3 separate regions of the Homo sapiens genome follow, and all the other regions are linked to region 2. The links are chromatin loops, found by intact Hi-C in ENCODE. Cell type or tissue: PC-9. All regions are shown on one strand.

Evidence for each region. Hi-C counts contacts between places; a loop is a spot of excess contacts. Peaks named below come from ENCODE experiments on the same cell type or tissue, not always from the same donor. Only the 100,000 strongest peaks of a DNase experiment are listed, where the experiment ranks them.
Region 1: it touches region 2 in a loop (5-fold over the local background); 7 of 110 quality-filtered maps call a loop at or near these places.
Region 3: it touches region 2 in a loop (2.8-fold over the local background); 4 of 110 quality-filtered maps call a loop at or near these places.

The regions. Positions count from the first base shown.
Region 1 is chr9:76,361,753-76,369,752 of GRCh38, forward strand. It overlaps PCSK5 (proprotein convertase subtilisin/kexin type 5), which reads left to right. Exons shown (of 38, transcript NM_001372043.1): 38 at 1-1,223. Among named protein-coding and RNA genes, the nearest start is that of RFK, 29 kb to the right of the region's middle. RefSeq lists a silencer at 3,341-3,635. In PC-9, no CTCF peak of the experiment used is centred here; DNase peaks (open chromatin) are centred at 3,469 and 4,755; H3K27ac peaks cover 893 bases.
Region 2 is chr9:76,308,744-76,316,743 of GRCh38, forward strand. It overlaps PCSK5 (proprotein convertase subtilisin/kexin type 5), which reads left to right. Exons shown (of 38, transcript NM_001372043.1): 30 at 1,913-2,108. Among named protein-coding and RNA genes, the nearest start is that of RFK, 82 kb to the right of the region's middle. In PC-9, no CTCF peak of the experiment used is centred here; a DNase peak (open chromatin) is centred at 3,008; H3K27ac peaks cover 1,878 bases.
Region 3 is chr9:75,961,401-75,969,400 of GRCh38, forward strand. The region is part of intron 2 of PCSK5 (proprotein convertase subtilisin/kexin type 5); the gene reads left to right. Among named protein-coding and RNA genes, the nearest start is that of PCSK5, 75 kb to the left of the region's middle. In PC-9, no CTCF peak of the experiment used is centred here; DNase peaks (open chromatin) are centred at 991, 2,841 and 3,251; H3K27ac peaks cover 3,461 bases.

The sequences.
Region 1 (8,000 bases), 53 kb after region 2:
GTTCTACTTTCAATTCTTAGAAACATATAAAAATATATGCATGATAGCCATCATATCAATGGAAGACTTTCTCACCTCTGTGGTTGCAGTTAGCTTACAAAAACGAGCAATTTTGCTTATACTGTGTTGTTCATCTTCCTTGTTAATTCTAAAGCTCTGATAGACTGAGTTTGACATTTCTTTCTGTAAACTGGAAATTGTTTTCTATGAAAAAAAAACTCTATGATACACAGTTAAAGATTGGTTGAGGTTGAGATGAACTTCAATACTAAGAAAAATTGTGGTGTTCCTCTGTGTGGCCTGCAATGAAAAGAAGGCTCATGCTTGTGTATTGAGGTTTGACATCTTTCCTTCTTTGTTTTTAGTCATGCAACGTCATTCTTAGATGGCTTTTGAATACTATGCTAATGACTATCTAAATAGATAAATATGTGATTGGAAAACAAAGTCACCTTTTAGTTTTCTACTTGGAAATATTAAGAGAATCCTTGTAGACTGGAAACACACCAAAAGGCTGGGTAAAGCATGGGAGGTTCCAGTTAATAGAAAGTAATTTTAAAATTGGAAATAAAATTAAATCAAGACCAGATAATGCTATGGAGACTTACTTATTAAATAACTTTCTGAGCATTTTTATGTGCTTAGCATTACATTTTCCAAGTAAGAGATACACAACAAGAGTGCTATTTTTTCTTCTTTTTATCTTCCTACACTCAAAGACCAAGCTAGCTTTATCAATTCTGAATTTTCTCTCCTAAAAATCAGCTCAATCTGTCTTTCTGCCTCATCAGCACTGCCTCAATCTAAGGGAGGAAACCACCCCTCATATTGTCTTATGCCCAATTTCTGCCTCCAAAGAAAGAAGAAGTAAAAACTAAAAGGCAAAAATGAAATCCACAGGCAGACAGCCCGGCGCTACGCCCTGGGCCTGGCAGTTAAAGATCGACCTCTGACCTAACCGGTTATGTTATCTATAGATTCCAGACATTGTATGGAAGAGCATTGTAAAAATCCCTGTCCTGTGCTGTTTCGTTCTGATTACTGGTGCATGCAGTCCCCAGTCACGTACCCCCTGCTTGCTCAATCGATCATGACCCTCTCACGTGGACCCCCTTAGAGTTGTGAGCCCTTAAAAGGGACAGGAATTGCTCACTCGGGGAGCTCGGCTCTTGAGACAGGAGTCTTGCCGATGCTCCTGGCCGAATAAACTGCTCCTTCTTTAACTCGGTGTCTGAGGAGTTTTGTCTGCGGCTCATCCTGCTATAAATCAGGCCCTCGGTGTTTCTCATCTAGACCACTCATACTTCTTCCTGAAGTATTGTGCAGCTTTAATCTCCTTTTCTTTCTCTCCTGGCGTATTTTCTACCCTGCTATCAAAGGTCATTTCTAAGGTTCCTCAGATAATCCCATTCCGGGGTCCCCGTCACCTACAGTGTTTATGACATTCAAAACTTTGTTACATATGGCCACTGGCTCTGTCTCTGGACTTAGCACCCTCAATTTCCTGGCCCCCTCCTTATTTCCCAGCTTCTCCATTATGCTCCAACAGTACTGAATTGCTTCTAGGCTCTCCAGGATAATATACTGCTATCTCATGCCCTTGGGCACATACTGTTTACTCTCCTTGGAATATTCTTCTCCCACCTTAACCAGCTGGAAAATTCCTGACCTTCCTTGAAAAGTCACATGTCCTTATAACCTCCCCTAGGAAGTCTTCCCTAATTTTTGAGAAAGATAATCACTTTCTCCCATCTCTGCTACCTAGATACTCTGTGCATATAGCTTTTCATATCACCTTGTGATGTAATCGTTAGATTACAAAGCTGTATCCACCGAAAGACTAGGTACTCCTAGAGGCAGCTACTGTTTCTTTTCTAGAACCCAGCACAGTGCCCAGCAATTGTTTAACAATCAAGGATGACTGGTAGAATTGAATTTTAAGAAGACAAGACTCAAAGATATGGAGAAATGATCTAGGCCATATGTTGTATATGCAGTGCACTCCTGTTTAATCCTGACAGTAAATGGTAAGGAGGGGAGGAGGTGGTGCCAGTTACCCATGAAATAGCTACAAATTAGAGCATACAGATGTGGCTTCATGGGAAGATTTGTGCTTAGACTTAATTTGAAAAAGAGGATGGAGGCAGGATTCTTTGAAGAAGGCACTGGAGTTTACCTGACTTTTATGATAATAATTATAACAATCAATTACCAAGTATTTGTTAAGTGTCTAGCATGTGCCCAGCACTATTCTAGTTACTGGAAAAACAGCAACTGGGATCCATCAGATTTGAGTCCTCATGGAACTTTCAATCTAGTTGATACAGGAGCCAGAAAGAAATTATTTAGGCAGATAGTAAGGGTGAGAGAGTCCTCGATAAGATTTCCTTTTAATAAAAAGCAGCCCAAAAAATCATGGTGCAGGCATAGATAAGCAAGCTAAAAGCCTCCATAGGTAAATGCCAGCAGCTGTGCCAATAGAAAAGGGATACCTGGAAGGCAGGTGTATTCAACATGGAGGTTATCTTTTTCCTTTTCTTCATCACCACATGTGCAGTAAAAAAGCAGACAACATGGCACTGGCCAGGTAGAGACCCCATCTTCATAATAAAAGATTAGGATGGGATAGCTATCTTCTTTGCATACTATGCAAATGGTACACCTGGTCCAACCAACCTCTCAGGCCCTATGTAAATCAGACACCACCTCCTCCAGCTCCTCTATAAAATCCTGTGCATTTCACCATGAAACTGGAAGACCCACTTGGGCACCCGGAGAGAGCTATTCTCTTTTCTCTTTCCTCTGTTAAACCTCTGCTCTTAAACTCACTTCTTATGTGTCCGCATCCCCGATTTCCCTGGCATGAGATGACGAACCTCAGGTATTTACCTCAGACAATGATGCTGCTTTATAGTTAGGCAGAAAAAAGTACTGTAACTACCATTTTTAATGACATCTATGGGCCAGGCATAGTCTTTGGCACTTCACTCGTATGATGATCTTATTGACTCCTTACAACACAAATGCTATAAGGTGAGTAATCCCTTATAGCATTTTCTTTTTCAAATTAAGTCCAAGCACAAATCTTCCCATGAAGCCACATCTGTATGCTCTAATTTGTAGCTATTTCATGGGTAACTGGCACCACCTCCTCCCCTCCTTACCATTTACTGTCAGGATTAAACAGGAGTGCACTGCATATACAACATACGGCTTAGATCATTTCTCCATATCTTTGAGTCTTGTCTTCTTAAAATTCAATTCTACCAGTCATATAATCCCTCTTCACAAATGAGGAAGGGAGGCTCAGTGATGATACTCAAAATGCTGTAAGTCAAAGTGTCTGCAAATGATCAAACTGGGATTTGAATCTAGGACTCTCTGATTCATGTTTTTTCTGCTCTACCACTTGGCTGTTATGCAAAGAATTAGCCCAGCCTTTGTCTGTAATCTCTGAACCCTATTTTGGGATTAGTTTGAGCTGGGTGGAATTTACTATAATGGTGAGTCACCACAAGGCAATGCCAATGAGGTCCTAAAGGAAGCCTGCAGTTCAGGTGCACAATCTCATCCAGAGGCACAGAGATGAGGATCGGTAAAGAAAGAAACAAATTTAGGTGACTGTAAATATTAACCCTATGTAACTATGTTTCAACCCACTAAAAAATATTCATGAGAGGTTCTACCCCATAAAAGAAAAAATACCTGAAGAATTATGAATTTCCAAATGTGGATTCAGAGGTGGCATCAACTGGAGGTAAAATATTTAGAAAAACTGAAGGTAAAGACTTTAGGTGCTTAATACATACTTCTGACATTAGATCTCTCAAGATCTGTTCAGAGTTAACAAGGTTTGCTTTAGAATTCACAAAAAAAGAAACTGCTCCGTGTACTACCCAAGTGAGGAACCAAGTTTAGATGCCATTAATTGAAATACATAGTGGCCTTCATTTTACACTGTCATATAAGAAGTACAGGCTGGGAACGGTGGCTCACGCTTGTAATCCTAGCACTTTGGGAGGCCAAGGCTGGTGGATCACCTGAGGTCAGGAGTTCAAGACCAGCCTGGCCAACGTGGCAAAACCCTGTCTCTCCTAAAAATACTAAAATTAGCCAGATGTGGTGGTGGGTGCCTATAATCCCAGCTACTCGGGAGGCTGAGGCAGGAGAATCACTTGAACCCAGGGGGCGGAGGTTGCAGTGAGCTGAGATTGCACCACTTCACTCCAGCCTGGGCGAAAGAGCAAAACTCTGTCTCCAAAAAAAAAAAAAAAAAGAAATACAGATAAGACTTTCAAAAAAGAAATAGAATTTCTATCAATGCATGTTTGGCCTATATAGACTTTAGATCTAACTTGATCACCACACATTAACTAGCTGTAATTCAGCAAGGCACTCTGAGAATGAATAAACAAGATTAAAATTTGAGGTTATATTTTGGGGTTTTAAAGCCACTAATGCCACCTTGTATTATTCTCAAACATAGAAAAAAAAAAAAGTCATGAAGGTGAAGAAAGTTAATGACCAGATGTTTTGTTCATCTCTGTGGTTCTAGTGCCCAGCACACTACATGGTACAAGGCAAATATTTGCTGAGTGATTACAGACATGAAAATGCTTGTATATGTGTGCCTTCTAAGAGTAGAAGCCATGGAACTGGGTTCCATGGCCAAACTTAGCTGTAAGGAAGGCTGGAAAGCAATTATGTGATAAAGGGTAATGAGATTACCATGATGCACTTAGAAGAATCATGACTCATCTTCTGGGGCTTTGCAGCTCTAAATAAAAATCGATTTTCATTATCACGGAAGAGGAAGGTAGGGCAGGGTAGCTGTTAGGTTACCAGCAGCTAAGAATACCTATCCTATCCGCAAGACCCCGTTTCTATTTTTTTGAATCTTTTTTAATTAAAAAAAAAGAATATCACTCTAACAAAAGTGTTTACTGAGAACTGATCCCAGCCTGCAAGGGAAATTATATAAGGCTTATTAGATGAAGCAAACATCTGTTTGTGAAAGAGAGGATTATAATATAAGATCAGAACACGATTGAGGATGGAGAATTCCCATCCCTCTGACTAAGTTATTGTTACCAAGTGAAGCCACTTTGGGGGCTAGCAGTGTAATTCTGGACCTGGTGCAGACGTTGCTGTGTCATTTAAAGTGATTTTAATGTAAATGATAGAAAATTCAACCCAACTGACTTAAATACAAAAAAAATGTATTGGCTTAATTAAAAAGTGTAAAGGGCCCGGCATGGTGGCTCACCCTGTAATCCCAGCACTTTGGGAGGCCCAGGTGGGAGGACTGCTTGAGCCCAGGAGTTTGAGGTCAGCCTGGGCAACATGGCCGAAACCCCATCTCTACAAAAAATACAAAAATTAGCCAGTATGGTGGCACACATCTGTAATCCCAGCTACTCGGGAGGCTGAGGTGGGGGGATTGCTTGAGCCCAGGGGGTTGAGACTGCAGTGAGCCATGATCACACCACTACATTCCAGCCTGCACGACAGAGCGAGACCCTGTCTCAAAACAAAAACAAAAACAACTGAACATGGTGGCACAGCCTATTGTCCCAGTGACTAGGGAGGCTGAAGCTAGAGGACTGTTTGAACCCAAGAGTTTGAGGCTTCAGTGAACTATGATTGCACCACTTAACTCCAGCCTGGAGGACAGAGTGAAGCCCTGTCTCTTACTGAAAAAAAAAAAAAAAAAAAAGTGTAGGGTTAGGGGTGGGACCAGGTACTGCTGGAAATGAACAAGCCATGACCGCAGTACCGGTTTGTCTCCATCTCTCTCTCCTGCCTTTTGCTATGTTGGCTCCACTCTCACTGGAGTCTCCCTAAACACTGGCAAGATGGCTGCCGCCAGTGCCCGAGTTTGCATTCTCTTTGGTCCACATCCAATAGGAAAAAGGCCTTAGCTCTGATCCAAGTCTCTGAAAAGCTTTCCTGATATCTCATTGGCTTAGAAAAGGCATTTGCCTGTTTCTATGGTGTAAGTACTCTCATCATGGCCAAATTCAAGCTTCAACTGCCATACCACTTAATACAGAGTGAGAAAGAAATTGAAAAAAGCAAACCATCATATAGTATTTCTGCCATACAAATGCATTAGATGTAAATAATCTCAAGAGCATAGATAATAATAAAATGTAAACTTAAGAAAGATGAGTTGGGGGGGCATTTTTTACCTGTTTTTATATAACTTCTTTTTTTTTTTTTTTTTTTTGAGATGGTGTCTTGCTCTGTCGCCCAGGCTGGAGTGCAGTGGCGCCATCTCGGCTCACTGCAAGCTCCACCTCCCGGGTTCACGCCATTCTCCTGCCTCAGCCTCCCGAGTAGCTGGGACTACAGGCGCCCGCCACCATGCCCGGCTAATTTTTTGTATTTTTAGTAGAGATGGAGTTTCACCATGTTAGCCAGGATGGTCTCAATCTCCTGACCTCGTGATCTGCCCGCCTCGGCCTCCCAAAGTGCTGGGATTACAGGCGTGAGCCACCGCGCCTGGCCACTAATACAACTTCTTTAGTTGAAAGTTTTTGTAACTTAACTTTTAATGATAGCTGTATCTAACAAGTGACCCTCAGGATGGGCACAGTGGTTCACGCCTGTAACCCTCGCATTTTGGGAGGCCGAGGCAGGTGGATCACCTGAGGTCAGGAGTTCGAGACCAGCCTGGCCAACATGGTGGAACCTCGTCTCCACAAAAAATACAAAAATTAGCCAGGCGTGGTGGCGGCCGCCTGTGATCCCAGCTACTCGGGGGGCTGAGGCAGAAGGATTGCTTGAACCTGGGAGGTGGAGGTTGCAGTGAGCTGAGATTGCCCCGTTGCACTCCAGCCTGGGCAACAGAGAGAGACTCCATGTCAAGATAAATAAATAAATAAAATAACAAGTAACTCTCTAGATTCCTGAAAACTTAACAATTGGCTTTTGTAAGGTAAGAGAAGCCAGCTTCAACACACTACTCTTAAAAATATAATAATTTTTCCATAAATCTAGAACATACTACTCTTTTCTAAGTAGAATCTTCTCTGTGATTTTTCTCTCAGTATCAAATCTCTTATCCAGAATTTCCTCTTTTTATCTCATTTATTCCCACACTCCAGTGCTATGAGAAAGCAATATCAAATTTTTAATAATGTCTTAGCAACTCTCCTGCCTCAGCTTCCCAGTAGCTGAGATTACAGGTGCACACCACCGCACCCAGTTGAACTTTGTATTTTTAGTAGAGATGGGGTTTTGCCATGTTGGCCAGGCTGGTCTTGAACTACTGAGCTCAGGTGATCTGCCTGCCTCGGCCTGGGATTACAGGTGTGAGCCACCATACCAGGCCAGCAAACACTGTTTTAATTACAGTACACAATTCTGGAGTTCTGTCCACTACCACCTGCACGAACATGGGCAATTTCATGTTACTTGGTAAAAGAGTAACCCAATGTCTTCATTTTCTTTTTTTTCTTTTCTTTTTTTTGAGATGGAGTTTTGCTCTTGTTGCCCAGGCTGGAGTGCAGTGGCGTGATCTTGGCTCACCACAACCTCCACCTCCCGGGTTCAAGTGATTCTCCTGCCTCAGCCTCACAAGTAGCTGGGACTACAGGCACCTGCCACCACACCTGGCTAATTTTTGTATTTTTAGTAGAGACGGGGTTTCTCCATGTTAGCCAGGCTGGTCTCAAACTCCTGACCTCAGGTGATCCCCCCGCCTCGGCCTCCCAAAGTGCTGGGATTAAGGCGTGAGCCACTGTGCCCGGCCTTATTTCCCATTGCTGCACTTAAAAATCACCACAATTTAGCTACTTTAAACAACACTCATTTGTTATCTCAAAGTCAGAAGACCAGGTGGGCTCCCCTGGGTTTTTGGCTTAGGTCTACTCCAGGGCGAAATCAAGGTGTTAGCCAGGCTGGCCTCTTATTGAAGGCTCCGGAGGTGAGTTGTTTTCCAAGGTATTCAGGCAGCTGGCAGATTGTTTCTGGCAGTTAGAGGACTGAGGTTTCTT
Region 2 (8,000 bases):
GACAGAAGATGGCAGCAGTCAAGCCAAGTCATTGAAACTCATGTGTAGTGGCATCTTGGTGTAAGGAGGTCTGTAAGGCCTTGATCTATTCCCATCACATGTTCCTATTACAGTGGCTACTCGGGAGACACACAGGGACCCAAACATTGACCAATAATAAAAACTGGCTTTCAAAGGACAATACAAAGAAGTGGTCAGGTACAGTGGTTCACACCTGTAATCCCAACATTTTGAGAGGCTGAGGCGGGAGGATTTCTTGAGCCCAGGAGTTTGAGATCAGCCTGGGAAACATAGTGAGACCCCATCTCTATAAAAATTTTAAAAATTAGCTGGGCATGGTGGCATGTCCCTGTAGTTCCACCTACTTGGGAGGCTGAAATGAAAGCATTGCTTGGTCCCAGGAGGTCAAGGCTGCAGTGAACCATGATCATGCCACTGCACTCCAGCCTGGGTGACAGAGCAAGACCTTGTCTTAAAAAAGAAAAAAGTTTCTTAATCTAAAGGCATGATGAAGAGGGAGGGAGGAAGGAATAAGAGCAGCAACATAACAGCTTGATAACTTATCAATTGCTTCATCTATAAAAACAAAAATCACAAATAACATAACTTCCCTGAATTAGGAGAATATTTTACTTAAATGGTACACTGACATAAAGAATGTTTAAGTGGGCTGGGCATGATGGCTCATGCCTGTAATCCCAACACTTTGGGAGGCTGAAGCAGGAGGATCACTTGAGGCCAGGAGTTGGAGACCTGCCTGGCCAACATGGCAAGTCCCCGTCTCTACTAAAAATACAAAAATTAGCCACATGTGTTGGCACATGCCTGTAATCCCAGGCTACGTGGGAGGCTGAGACATGAGATCACTTGAACCTGGGAGGTAGAGGTTGCAGTGTGCACTTCAACCTGGATGACAGAGCAAGACGCTGCCTCAAAAAAAAAAAAAAGAATGTTTACATGTTTCCATGATCATTATAAAGTCCACGTTGGAATGTACAATGTTAATAGTGGAATCTGATGCAAAAGCAGAAAAATTTACAATAATAGGCAAGCCACAATTATAATCATATAAAATATAAAAGGTTACACTCAAAAAGCTAAAGCATTTTCCTGGAATCTTGGGTGTGAGAGTGATTTTGAAAATTGGTTTTCTTAATGAGTATCAGTTGTTTTTCGATTGAAAAATAGGTGGATCCCCTGTTAAAGGGAGAGTTGGGTGGAAGAGTTGTAACTCTGGGCCGAGCCTGTAATGCCAGCACTTTAGGAGGCTGAAGCGGGCAGATTACCTGAGGTCAGGAGTCTGAGTCCCACCTGTCCAACATGGTGAAACCCCGTGTCTACTAAAAATACAAAAATTAGCCAGGTGTGGTGGTGCACGCCTGTAGTCCCAGCTGCTCAGGAGGCTGAAGTAGGAGAATCGCTTGAACCCGGGAGGCGGAGGTCGCAGTGAGCCAAGATCGCACCAGTGCACTCCAGCCTGGGAGATAGAGCAAGACTCCTTCTCAAAAAAAAAAAAAAAGAGTTGCAACTATGTTAGTGTCCTAACAAGATGGGCTTTGGGGAAGCAGAGTATTAATAGATTCCATCAAGCTGTGCATGTACAGCTGCCTTACACCAGGAAGACATAGAGAGTGTGTTAATAAGACTGATCAACTGGGCAAAAGGAAGCCCCATCATGACCTATACCTAATATCTGTAGGATAGGAAAGAAACAGGCAAAAGTCTCTTGCTGTCAATTGCCTTCTAGAAATGTAACTCATCCTGGAGGACTTAGCATCACTAGCAAATATTTTGGTAAGCCTGAAATAAGTGCCTGGATACTTTGGTCTTTGGAAAGCTTAAAAAAGCCATGTCTCTGCATGGAAAACCACATGATGACTATTCCCATCTTCCCTCTTCCCTGAATTTCTAGGTGCATATCTTCTGGCTCAGGCCTGTGTTTCCTCCTGTCCCCAAGGCACATGGCCTTCCGTAAGGAGTGGGAGCTGCGAGAACTGTACGGAGGCCTGTGCCATCTGCTCTGGAGCCGATCTTTGCAAAAAATGCCAGATGCAGCCGGGCCACCCTCTCTTCCTCCATGAAGGCAGGTGCTACTCCAAGTGCCCGGAGTAAGTTTCCTTTTTAATTTTACTTCCTGCTTGTAATCACTCTCCTCTGGTACTTTGGGAGCAATTCTTTCTTATTCACCAAAAAACTCTTCTCTGCTCTACGAGCACCCACATAAATGTCCTCTGTTGACTGACATGGGTGTGCGCCACAGCAGCCAAAACTTACATGAGGCCAGATGCCCACTTCTCCTCTGTGACTATTTTATGTATATATTTTTACTTTTATGAAAAATATGTTCAGGGGCTGGGCGTGGTGGCTCACACCTGTAATCCCAGCACTTCGGGAGGCTAAGGCAGAAGGATCGCTAGGAATTTGAGACCAGCCTAGGCAACATAGCAAGACTCCGTCTACAAAATATTTAAAAATTAGCCAGTGGGTGCTGTAGTCCCAGCTACTTGGGAGGCTAAGGTGGGAGGATTCCTTGAGCCCAGGAGATTGCAGTGAGCTGTGATTGCACCACTGTACTCCAGCCTGGATGACAAAGCAGGACCCTGTCTTTAAAAAAAAAAAAAAAATTATTTTCCCACCTTATATTAATGATCAACTGATGTCATGTTTTTTTTCCTCCATTACAAAAGTAAGGCTGTGATGTGCACCTCTTCTAAAGGTTTAAATAGGTGAGGCATGAATTATAGATAATAAATAACACCTGGTTAGTTATTTATTGATTCCTCCTGGTTTCCTTGGTCCCCTGGTTTGTAGTTGCTTTACTCTTCCTACCAATAGTCCCACCTCCAGAATTTACCTAGGAAGAAAGTGAGGAATAGCAAATGCAAGAGTACAGCAAGAAACTTTCAGCAATAAGCAACAGAAATGCCAAGTAAAATGACTGAGACATAACAGGGTTTATTATCTCACAGAACAAAAATGCTGCAAGTCCAGTATTGGTCACTTCAGCGGCCAACAAGGTCATCACAAAGTCTGGTTTTTCTGTTTCGCTCTTGTACCTTCCTTAGCTCATCCTCTCTGACTGGCACCGCTGCTGAGCCCACATTACGTGTCTCAGCTCCAGACACGGTCACCCCATGCAGCCACTACCAGGGCCAGGAAAGGGGATGTTTCCCCTTGTTTATCCTTTTCTTGAAGAAAAGAAAATTTCCTCAGATTTTTATTCTAATCTCAGTCGCAAGAATGCATCACTGATACCTCCCTAAATCAATCCCTGGCAAAAAGAATGGAAATATAGGAGTGGTTTAGGCTGAACAAGATTCACGCCTGAACATCCAAGCAACTCAGGACTCTGACAGCCAGGAAGAATGGAGAGAGGGAGGCAGGAAATAAATGTGCGGAAGTAACTGACAGTGTCTACTTTAAGGAGTTAGAATTTTCATTTGCCCTCTTATTAAAAGAATTTGATACAACAACGCCTATTTCCTGGCTGGGCGTGGTGGCTCACGCCTGTAATCACAGCATTTTGGGAGGCCAACCGGGAGGATCACCTGAGGTCAGGAGTTCAAAACCAGCCTGACCAACATGGAGAAACCCCATCTCTACTAAAAATACAAAATTAGCCAGGCATGGTGTCATATGCCTGTAATCCCAGCTACTCGGGAGGCTGAAGCAGGAGACTCGTTTGAACTCGGGAGGTGGAGGTTGTGGTGAGCTAAGATCACACCGTTATATTCCAGCCTGGGCAACAAGAGCGAAACTCCATCTCAAAAAAAAAAAAAAGCAAAAAAGCAAAACTGGCACCTATTTCCTAGTGACCTATTTGTTTTCATTACTGAGATAGACTCTATAGAGTATAAATATAAGTTATGAGTATAAATATAGAGTATAAATATAAGGTATTTACCCTCAAAAAGCATCCAATCTAGTGTAGAAAGCCAAGCATATTCAGCTCAACAACACAGATTTAGCACCAACTAGGGGTAAAAATTGATACTGATGCAATATCAATATATTGTATTGTATATGCGTAGCTCAGTGGAGTCTATTCTTCTACCAACAATTGATATTGATATTGATATTGATGTTGATATTGACACTGATATGGAAAGCTAAGTTAAGACCAACTCCAGGAAGTCCAAGTCTGCAAAAATGCTTACAATCCACTAAGGGAGGTTTACATCAGTCAATGTCATACTTCTCAGGGCCTTAATATACAAAGGGCTAAGAGATTCCAAGAGAAAAGAAAACATTTTAAATCACTATTTTTTGAATGCTTGCAACGTCCAGGTATTGTGCTAAGGGCTGTAAATGTATGATCCCATTAATCCTCACAAGAATTCTCTTATCCACTTACTATTATTTTCCCTCATTTGACCAATGAGGAAAAGAATAGCAGGCTCAATTTTACACATCAAATACATGGTGTGGCCAGAATTTGAACCCAAACCTCTCTGGCATTGAAGTCCATGTGCTTAACTATCACTCAGTGCTGCCTTCTTGTACAATTGAGTATTTTTTAAATCACAACTTTATTGAGATATAATTCACATACCATACAAATCACCCCTAAAAGTGTATAATTCACGGTTTTTAGTATATTCACAGAGTTATGCAACCATTACCACAATCAATTTCAGAACATTGTCATCAACCTAGAAAGAAACCCTATACCCTTTTAGCTGTTATTCCTACTTTTTCCATTTCCCCCAGCCCTAAGCAACCACTAATCTACTTTCTATCCCTGTAGATTTGCTATTCTTGGACATTTCCTATAAATGGGATTATATAAAATGTGGTCTTTGAGCCAAGCATGGTGGCCATGGTGCACACCTCTAGTCCCAGCTATCAGGAGCCCAAGGCTGGAGAATTGCTTGAGCCCAGGAGTTCAAGGTCAGCCTGAGCAACATAGCAAGACCCTGTCTCTGAAAACAAAAACAAAACACATAAAACAAAAAAGACAAAACATGTTTTTTTCTGACAGACTTTTTGACTTAGCATAATGTTTTCCAGCTTCATCCCCAGCTGGGTATTTGAGAAAAGGCTTGATGGTCCCTAGCTCTTGAAGGATTTTGTCAAGCAGAGAGTGGAGAAAGGGTAGCAAAGGGTCAGAGTAAGAGAACCCAGGTGAGAAGTCAGGTTTGGAAACTCCCAGTCCTCCTCCCCTATCAACCGAGCTCCACCCCAGCAAACTCAGCCAAGTGTTACAATAAAGCAAAGGTGAAAGAGATTTGCTTACCAGAGTCAGTCATTGCTTCCTCAGTGGTAGGATTGAACTGGTTGTCATTATTATTGCCTTATTTATTTAATCATTACCTTTTTCAACTCTCTCTTGGATTCTTTGAGTGTTCCAGGAATTGACAACACATTAAAACAAGGAAGAAAGAGATGCATTTTGCTTTACTCAAGTTAGTTGACCGCTTAATGTATTTTACCTCAGAGTCTGGGTTGAACCATTTTCATGGAGCAATGGGACACTACGCAGACATGCAGCAGTCAAGATAGTCTGTATTTCTTGAGCAGTAGGAAAGCTACCAGCATGGCCTAGGAATATTGCAGACTATAGAATTGCAAGCATATGCCCTCCTGTTATGGGTAGGGTGATCTGATTATAGCGGAATCCCTCATCTTTGTGTTTAAACACACACAAAAAAAGAAAACTAACAACAGAAGACACAGAGTCTGAGGAACACATAATATCCAGTTTATCTTGGGAAGCTTTATTGCTGTTTCTGAGAAATCACCCTTTTGGGTGTGATCCATCCTAGAACAGCAATAAGATTTATAACAGGAACATAACCTGCAATGACACAGCATCCAGATATTCAGAGTTATTTATAAGTTAGCATTTAGTGGCCCCTGCTTTTTCAAATATAGTACATGTTCATGAAAAAAAAAAGTGTTTGTTTTTTTTGAGACCAAGTCTCTCCCTGTTGCCCAGGCTGGAGTGCAATGGCGCGATCTCGGCTCACTGCAATCTCTGCCTCCCAGGTTCAAGCAATCATCCTGCCTCAGCCTCCCGAGTAGCTGGGATTACAGGCGCATGCCACCACACCTGGCTTATATTTTTTTCTATCTTTTGTAGAGATGGGGTTTCACCGTGTTGGCCAGGCTGGTCTCGGAACTCCTGACCTCGTGATCCGACCACCGTGGCCTCCCAAAGTGCTGGGATTACAGGCATGAGCCGCCACGCTAGGCCAAAAATAGGTTTTAACAGTAACGTATTTTTTTTTTTCTGAGATGGAGTTTCACTCTTGTTGCCCAGGCAATGGCGCCATCTCAGCTCACTGCAACCTCTACCTCCCAGGTTGAAGCAATTCTCCTGCCTCAGCCTCCCAAGTATCTGGGATTACATGCATCCATCACCACGCCCAGCTAATTTTTTGTATTTTTAGTAGAGATGGGGTTTCACCACGTTGGCCAGGCTGGTCTTGAACTCCTGACCTCAGGTGATCCACCCACCCTGGCCTTTCAGAGTGCTGGGATTACAGGCATGAGCCACTGTGACAGTAACATATATCATTACAGTAGTTGTTTAAAAAGCAACAGAAAACTTAAGGTGGACTCACATTCACCAAATGTGAACAGATTTGAAGCTCTGTTGAAGAAAAACAGCCTTCCTTTAAGTGCTGCTGGTCACTGTCTTGGTGTCTGTGAAATGGAGGTGAAGGCCCAGGACCACACAGCTTTCACAGGACATGGATTTATCTGAGCTGAAAGACTTCAACATTAAGTACTTTGAATTTAACGATTTAGTACATGCAACCATTTCTTTTCAAAAGAAATATTCGTCTTCTTAAATAAAATAATTGTGAAATAAAGCACTAAGAAAAACAGTTTTATAAATGCAGAGACAGGAAAGGAGAACCAACTCCCAGGCAGATCTGTGTGGAGAAGACTACTTTTTTTTTTTTTTTTTTTTGAGACAGAGTCTTGCTCTGGAATGCAGTGGTGCAATCTCAGCTCACTGCAATTTCTGCCTCCCAGGTTCAAGCGATTCTTCTGCCTCAGCCTCCTGAGTAGCTGGGATTACAGGCGCCCACCATCAAGCTCGACTAATTTTTGTATTTTTGTAGAGACAGCATTTCGCCATGTTGGCCAAGCTGGTCTTGAATTCCTGACCTCAGGTGATCCACCCATCTGGGCCTCCCAAAGTGCTAGGATTACAGGCATGAGCCACTTCAAGGGTTTTTTTTTTTTTTTTTTTTTTTGCTTTTTGCTTGAATCCATTTCTTTCATTTCAGCATCTCATCCAACATCCACTGAACCTCTTCTGAGAGGGATCTGAAAAAGATTTATTCGTGTTGCGTCTTTTTAGCTCTGTATTAGCATTCATCATCTTCAGTGTCCAGAAACTATTCTCTGCAGGTCTTGGCCAGGCCTAGCATTGAGATTCCCTGGAGGTGGGCCTGATCTTACAAAGCTCCCCTCCTTTAAACACAGAGTGGATCATTGTGGCAAGCCAGTTCCCACCTTAAGTTTACAAGATGTGGCTGGCCCCACTCTGAGTCATCCCAGTACCAACTCTCAGGTGTGGCAAGAGAGACCCATCATGAATAACAAAGACACCCCTAACTCTTAGGAAATTCCAAAGGTTTTGAGGTTAGCCGAAGAGAAAGACCAGACCTCTCTTTGGGTGAGGTCAAATTCTTTACTATGCTTACAGGAACAATGAATCCATCAAATTTTCATTCGATTAGAAGATGTGATTGGTAAGGTACACCTGTAATCCCAGCACTTTGGGATGCCATGGTGGGCGCACTGCTTGAGGCCAGGAGTTTGAGACCAGCTTGGGTAACATAGTAAGACCCCCATCTCTACAAAAAAAAAAAGATAAAAATTTAAAAATTAGCCCAGTGTGGCGGCACACACCTGTAGTCCTAGCTACTCAGGAGGCCAAAGTGGGAGGATCACTTGAGCCCAGCAAGTCGAGGCTGCAGTGAGCCATGATCACACCACTGCACTCTAGCCTGGGCAACAGAGCCAGACCTTGTCTCACCAAA
Region 3 (8,000 bases), 350 kb before region 2:
TTCTCTCATTTAATCATTCAAATCTGACTCCTGAATATGGCAGCCGCTAACCACTGTGGCCATTGTGTGCTTGGCATGTGGCTAGTACGTCTGAGGAACTGGATTTTTAATTTCACTTAATTAAATTGTATTAACTTTAAATTCAAATTTTACAACTGACACTTGACTTATTAGAACATGTTTAAGTATGTTTGATATGATTTGGGTATATGAACCTATTTCAACTGTCAATTTTATGAGATCTAAATGCAGATCAAATATCTCTGGTGAAAACTTGGCATCCAAACTGAGATGTGCTGTAAGTGAAGGACACAGCTGATTTTAAAGGCAGAGAACGTAAAATAGCTCATTAGTAATTTTTATATCGCCTACATGATGAAGTGATAATATTTTGGATATGCTGGGTTAAATAAAGCATATTGTTAAAAAATCATCTCAACTGTTTCTTTTTGCATCTTCAATGTGGACACTAGTAAATTTAAACTAGCACGCCTTGCATTCTCTTTTTGTTGGACAGCACTAATTCTGGTATTGATTATCTGCTGTATCCCCGGCGCTGTGCTCACCATGGGCAGTAGGGATGGAGGCTGTGAGGTTACTGCCCAGGTAGAGTACAGGGTTCCTGTGCGGGTATGGAAAATAAACAGATAAACATAAATAACCAGCATGGATTGGGATTGTGGTGAGCACTAGAAGGCAGGTCTGCAGGGTGGTGCTCAAGTAACTGGGGGAGGGGGCCACGTTGAGAGAGTGTGGTCAGGGAAGACCTCTCTGAGTGGAGTTGAGGATTGGGAGGAGCTGGGAAGGAGCATGGGTGGTTTCTCAGAAGAGGAGGCCTTTGATGTGGGCTCTGAAGGGTGGATATGTCGTTCTTCCTTTAGCTCATTCAGAAAGACTTCTTCAGCTCCTGGGTCAAAAGGAGGATGTGGAGAAAGCGCTTGGCTTCACACCAGGCCTGGCAACTCGGCAGGTGCAGATCCAGCTGGGCCAGGGGCCAGGCAATCAGCGAGCACATGGGGTGAGAGTCTTGGCAGATTCATCCTGGAGCCAGCTGGATGTTGAGGGCTAGGAATGCGGTAGAGTGGCTCTTTCATAAGAATCAAAACTGTTGCATTTTGACAACTGGGTATTTGCAGGAGAACAGATAGTAGGTTTTAAATTGTGGTGCTGGAGTGTGTGCCTGGCTCCACTGTGCAGCCTAACCTTGAAAAGAGGCAGGCTGAAGTAGACACTCATTGTCATCTGCTCACGGAGCTCTCAGCAGAGATTTGGAAGCTGATCGAGAACCAGCATTTGTGATGGGCACACATAATTTGGCCCATCTGTACACTGTGGCCACATCAGTGAATTCACTGATGTCAGGAAGACATCACACCCAAGTGGCTGGCGGAAATTGAAATGGGACCCACAGAAGTGCTGAGTGGCAGCACAGCCCTGAATGGGCCTCTGCGCACACCCAGAGCTGGTCCCCTCTTGCTTCATAAGACACTGTGTGTGTGTTGGTTAATCGCATGGGTTCTGGAGTCAGATCTTGCCTGAATTCTGCTTTGCCAATCACTAGCTGTGGGAACATGGGCAAAGAATGAAACCTGAGTCCCAGTTTCCTCATCCATAATAATGTCATTTACATGATGCCAACCACACTCCTAATACTGTTGTATGAATAAATTATAGCTATTATTCTTATTAGCATAATTTTTTATTCTCCTTTTTCTTTCTCTTTTTAATTACCATATAAAAGCAAAGTTAAAAGATCAGATTGGGCCACGGCTCACAGGTTAGCATTTGGGGATACTTTATCCAACAAGAGAGAGAGATGGCTCTACTAACATACCACTCTGGGGAAAAATAACATAATCTTGGCTCTTCTGGGCTTCAGGCTTTGGCAGACCTGTGGAAATCACAGCTTTCCTCTAAAATTATTCTCACATTTTCAATTCTAACAATTTATGGTGAAAATCTAAGGAACTTTTGTGTTTAAAATAAGCAACTTGGAAGAATAAGAATTATAGAGCGGCATCTTCACCTGAATCATTTTGTTGACAGTGTCTGCCACATACAGCCTCTTGACATTTAGTTTTCCTGTGGTTTTTAGCCAACTTAAAGAGGTGTAGACTTCATGCCAGGTGTGGGCTGGGGGTAGTGTTAGAGCATTTGTTTGAGTTCGTTTTTACTTTTGGTTAAAAAATAATTCAGCTGGCTGGGCACAGTGGCTCATGCCTGTAATCCCAGCACTTCGGGAGGCCGAGGCGGGCGGATCACGAGGTTAGGAGTTCGAGATCAGCCTGACCAACATGGTGAAACCCCGTCTCTACTAAAAATACAAAAATTAGCCGGGCATGGTGGCACGCTCCTGTAATCCCTGCTACTTGGGAGACTGGGGCAGGAGAATTGCTTGAACCCAGGAGGCAAAGGTTGCAGTGAGCCGAAATCGTGCCATTGCACTCCAGCCTGGGTGACAGAGCGAGACTTCGTCTCAAAAAAATAAAAATTAAAAAAAAAATTCAGTCACCGTATACCATATAGTGGAAAAAGCAGAGGCTTAGGAGTGGGTTCACATCCCAGCTCTGCACATTTTTACGTGGCCTTGGACACTTTGCTTAACCTTTTTGAATCTCAGTTTCTCTATCTGGAAAATGGAAACAACATCCAACTGCTTCTTTTGTTGAGAGGATTCGAAGCTATGTAGGGAGAGTATCTGGACTGTCATTGTGGTTCTTGGTGAGCACATTTGATGACACTTTCTGCTGCATCGTTTTTTTTCCTCAAGAGAACATGCTCAATTGTGTATATGGGTTCAAGAAGGCACTGGCCAGAATACCAGGGAAATCTAAATTCCATACTTAGGTAGCTCAGATCATAACTGGGTGAAAGTTCTTTGGCCAGAACACCAAGTCAGAGTTCTAAAAATATCTTATATTATAATGTTTTTCTTTTTTAATTTTTTTCACTCAAGACAGTGAATATTTAATTGCTTGACTAGTGTGCTTACATTGAGAGTATTCTAGAACCCTCTTTCTGACATTATCTTAATGTTTTCAAATATTTAACCACACCTTGAGATAAAAGCAATGAAATAAAGCTTGTGTTTAGGACACAGTTGAAAAAAACATGCCAACAACGCAGTGAGTTATGGGGCAGCTAGCACCACCCCACCTGCCTTCCGTAAGCGGAGAGTCTGTGCTTTGCACCTGGGATGTTTGTCCTTGATACTTGATGGTTACTAGGTGTGTGCATGTTGATGTATGGGTGAGGGAATAAAGCCCATGAATGCCAATGTATGACTAATAGCAGTAGAATTTTGGTTTGATGAATGCCTTTGTTAATTCATGGTCCATTTCAACTTCATGTATTAATTAAGTGCTCATTGCGTATCTACTATATAGGTGTAACAAGGCTATTTCCTTGTAGGCCATATTCCAAATCAACAATTTGTTTAGGAAGCCAAAACTTTGTTTTAAATAGCATCTTTTCTCTTCATGCCAATGGCGGGGGTGGGGGAGCATTAATCCATATTGGTTCAATTCCATGTCAAAGCCAAGCATCAAGGATTAGACCGTGAAATGGTGGTGGAATAGTAGTCCAGAGGCAGGCCTGAGGGGGAACAGACCTTTCCTATCACAAATAAGTTGTGATACCACTTGGATTCATGTTCTTTGCTTGTCAAATGAAGGGTTTGAACTGGAAGATCTCTTAGATCCTGCCCCAAAGGCAAAGCATCTGTGGGAGGACACAAGAGGCAGCCAAGTGAAGCAATTTGTAGGCCTTTAGTACGCACTGTATTAGGGTTCTCCAGGGACCCAGGGCCAGTAGGAGATATACATCTCCTGTTTACATCCTATATATGTGTATGTGTGTATATGTGTGTGTGTGTGTGTGTGTGTGTGTGTGGAGAGAGAGAGAGAAAGAGAGATACTAATTATGAGGAGTGGATTCACTTGATTACAGAAGCTGAGAGAGGTCCCACGATTTGCGTCTGCAAGCCAGAGACCCAGGAAAGCCAGTAGTGTAATTCCAGCCTGAGTCCAAAGGTCTGAGAACCAGGGGAGCCACTGATGGAAATCCCAGCCCTAGGGCAGAAGACCAGTGCCCCAGCTCATGCAGGCACGTGGGAAGGGAATGCATCCTCCCTTCTTCTGCTTTTTGTTTTATTCAGGCCATCAGTGGATTGAGTGATGCCCACCCACATTGGGGATGGCAATTCATTTTACTGAGCCCACCAATTCGATGCTGATCCTATCCAGAAACACCCTCACAGTTATACCCAAAGAGAGTATTTAATCCGGGCACCCTGTGGCCTAGTCAAGTGGGCACATAAAATTAATTATCATACTGCCTATTGGTGACTTTTTTGGTAAGGCTATTTCCCCCATTCTTAGGTCTATGAAGTAAAAATTAATGAATGTAGAAAGCCAGTTGTTTGCTTTTTCAGTCACTGATTCCAAAATAAGAGGGGATTCTTGGGAAGAACAATATCCTAAACTCTGCAACCACCACCCGAGGGCTACAGATTACTAGCAGTGATGTGGTTTGTAATTGGGAACATGGACTAAGTTCAGCAGCATGTGAGCTATCAGGGACACATTATAGACAGATATACCAGAGGGTAGATGAAAGGTGTCATAAGGTAGACAAGTCCAGTGCAAGGATCAACACACTTCAGGGTGTGTTGCCCTTAGATGCTGTGTTGACCTCTCTTGGCCCTAAGCCCTTGTGTCAACCGGTGTCTCTAGGAATCACTCTGAGGTTAACACTTTGGGTACGTACTAACCTATACTGAGGCAGGGCTAGAAAGGGTACTCAATACCCCACACTGGAGGCATGTCACAAAAAGGAACAATCTCTTCAGAAGTCAATCTTGACAGATTGTGTATTGGTGGGGACTGGCCCAAATGCCTGTCGGATATTTCTTGCAATGGTGACTGTGAAACAAAAACTCTACTGTATTTTGAACAGTGTGTAGCAGCATCAAATTGGAAAATGACATCATGGTTGTCAGCTGAAGTGTCTCCCCTCAACAATAACTTTTTAAGATCTACTTACAAGTAGGTTATTTATTGGATACATTGCCCATAAGGAGAGCAACTTGCCATCCCAATCTCATGGGAATGTGCTCTTGAAAAAAGTCTTTCTTCTCGCTATAGAGGTAGATCTCTTTTAGTGGTTTTACAGATTTCAATGAAATTTAATGAATAGCAGGTGAACCTACCCATGTTTTCACTTCCAGGGTGTCCACTTGACCTGTCATTAAACATATGTGACAATTTTGTAGGAAGGGTGGTAGTGGAATTGGAAGAGAACCATTTTCTACCAAATACCTATTATGTGCCCTGCACTTTGGCTCACAACAAAATGAGAAAAACAAATAAATTAGATAAGTTCAGTCACTTGGGCAGGGTCACATACTATGTAATGCTTCCTAGAATTAGATCTAGAACCATCTGGTTTTGTCCATCCTATTTCTACCACAGTGTATGTTGTGAAAAACCCTTAAGCACTTTATGTTAAAGTTATATCTTTAACATAAAGGAGAACTAGTTCTGCCTCTATATGGCTTTTGGTCCTCTTGATCTGGGTCACAGGTAGCCTTAGGAAATAGTCTTCAAGGGGGGAAGGAGGTAATCCATTTCCTCTTGAATCTTACTGCAAATACAGGGTAACATTTCCACCCCTTTTTTAAGTGTTTTATTTATTTATTTTTTTCTTTAATAATATCAACTTCTATTTTACTTTAGGTTCAGGGGGTGAATGTGCAGTTTTGTTACATGGGTATATTGCCTGATGCTGAAGCTTGGGGTATAATTGATCCCATTATCCAGGTAGTGAGCATAGTGCCCAATAGTTACTTTTTCCGCCCTCTAGTAGCCCCCAGTATCTGCTGTTGCCATCTTTATGTCCATGAGTACCCAATGTTTAGCTCCCACTTGTAAGTGAGAACATAGCGGCATGTGGTTTTCTGTTCCTGCATTAATTTGCTTAGGACAATGGTCTCCAGCTGCATCCGTGTTGCTGCAAACGACATGATTTCATTCTTTTTTGTGGCTTTATAGTATTCCATGGCGTGTATGTGGAGAGCAACATTTTCTAATGCAGAGCCTGGAAGCAGCTATGATGTACCTTAAGGGAACAGCTTTCACAAACAGTCCTTGAGGATTAAGCTTGGGTGCCTATTTTCTGTGTTGTTGGCCCATTTCATACAATGCAGTTTAGTGGTAAGAGCATGCTAAAGCTTTCAAAAGGTTGCCTGATAGAACATTTTAGAACATGAAGGGACCAAGGGGATTCCTCTGTTGCTAAAGACATGTCATTTGGTATTCTAATAACTCCCTCACTGGGCTGTGAGCGCCTCAAGGGCAGTGCCCAGCCTTTTTTTTTTTTGAGTCAGAGTTTCACTCTTGTTGCCGAGGCTGGAGTGCAATGGTATGATCTCGGCTCACCACAACCTCCGCCTCCCCAGGTTCAAATGATTCTCCTGCATCAGCCTTCTGAATAGCTGGGATTACAGGCATGCGCCACCACGCCTAGCTAATTTTGTATTTTTAGTAGAGACGGGGTTTCTCCATGTTGGTCAGGCAGGTTTCAAACTCCCGACCTCAGGTGATCCGCCCGCCTGGGCCTCCCAAAGTACTGGGATTACAGACGTGAGCCACTGCGCCTGGCCAGGGCCCAGCCTTTTATAGTTAACTGCCAGCAATTAATAAGTTATCTTCACTGATCCAGGGAGTCAGAGGGATGTTGTTGATTCACTGATGCAACACTAGTGCCTAGCACAGTGCCTGGCACCTGATTGTGCTGAGTAAATGTGTGTTGAATCGAGTTGATTTGAAAGCTTAGCAAGGAACAACTGTGTCCAACAAGTGTTGAAGGGTCAGTCTCAGGAACTAGTTCAACCGACGCAAGGTCTTGACTGCCAGTCTAAGTATATCACAGGGTCCTGTTATATCGCTCGCGCGTTAACAGGTAAGTTAATTTATTCAGCAAACATGTATTGCACATCCGTTATCAGTCAAGTAATCTTCCAGATGCCAGGGACACAGATAAGAAAAATATAGCCTCTTTCTTCCAGAGGAATATGCTTCATGAAAAAGTCTGACAAATGGTTAAACTGCTGTTCTTAGTGGTTGTGGCAGAGATAAACATAGTGTGCTCTGGAAGCACCATAGAAAGGAAGATGCCCTCACCTAGAAGGTGCGAGGGTGAAAGAATTTGCCTACTGAAGTCCACTGCAAGAGCTTGGAAGATGAAATACATGAGGGCCAGATTTTATAGAAATCCAGCCAGGGGATTATTAGGGATTTCAGTGAGCAAGATGGAGAAAATGAGCATCTAAGTTAGAGTTATGTCTATGGAAATGTGGAAAAATGGTCAGATCTGATTCATCTCATAAAGACTCAAAAATTCTCCATAGTCAACGGTAGGGACCATTTGATAAGGTGTGTGAAAACTTCGTGTGACCTTCTTTATTATAGACTTGATTATTTATCATCATAGATGTCGTTATGTACATTACCTACTTGTTTTTCTAAACATGGCCTTGGTGTCCTCGGGAACATTTGTGTTCACTGGAATTGCTATAGAGAAGGTCTGGAAGTCCACTACAATGGGGAAACCTCATGGCCTGCCCTCTATGGCGGGGGGTGGGGGGGCGGTTCTGGCATCATCACAGCTGAGGATGGTTCTCGTCTTCATTCTAAGGCTACTGCTAATTACTCCATAAGAAAAAGTAGTTAGAAAATTGGTTACAAACGACAATGAATCAACTTTACATAGCTATAATTTTGTATAAGTGATCTGGATGCCAGTTCTCAGAGCTTAATGTCATTGTTCTAATGCTAGACAAAAGTAGGTCCGCAAGTTTCAGAGACTCAGTCGACTTTTACTAACTACACAGAATCTCAGAACTTTGGTGATTGTCTTTTCTTGTTTGAAGCAGAACATTTCATTCAAGAGATGGCTTACTTTGGAGAGTAGAGAGGAGGGGGCCAGAACATTGATTGGCC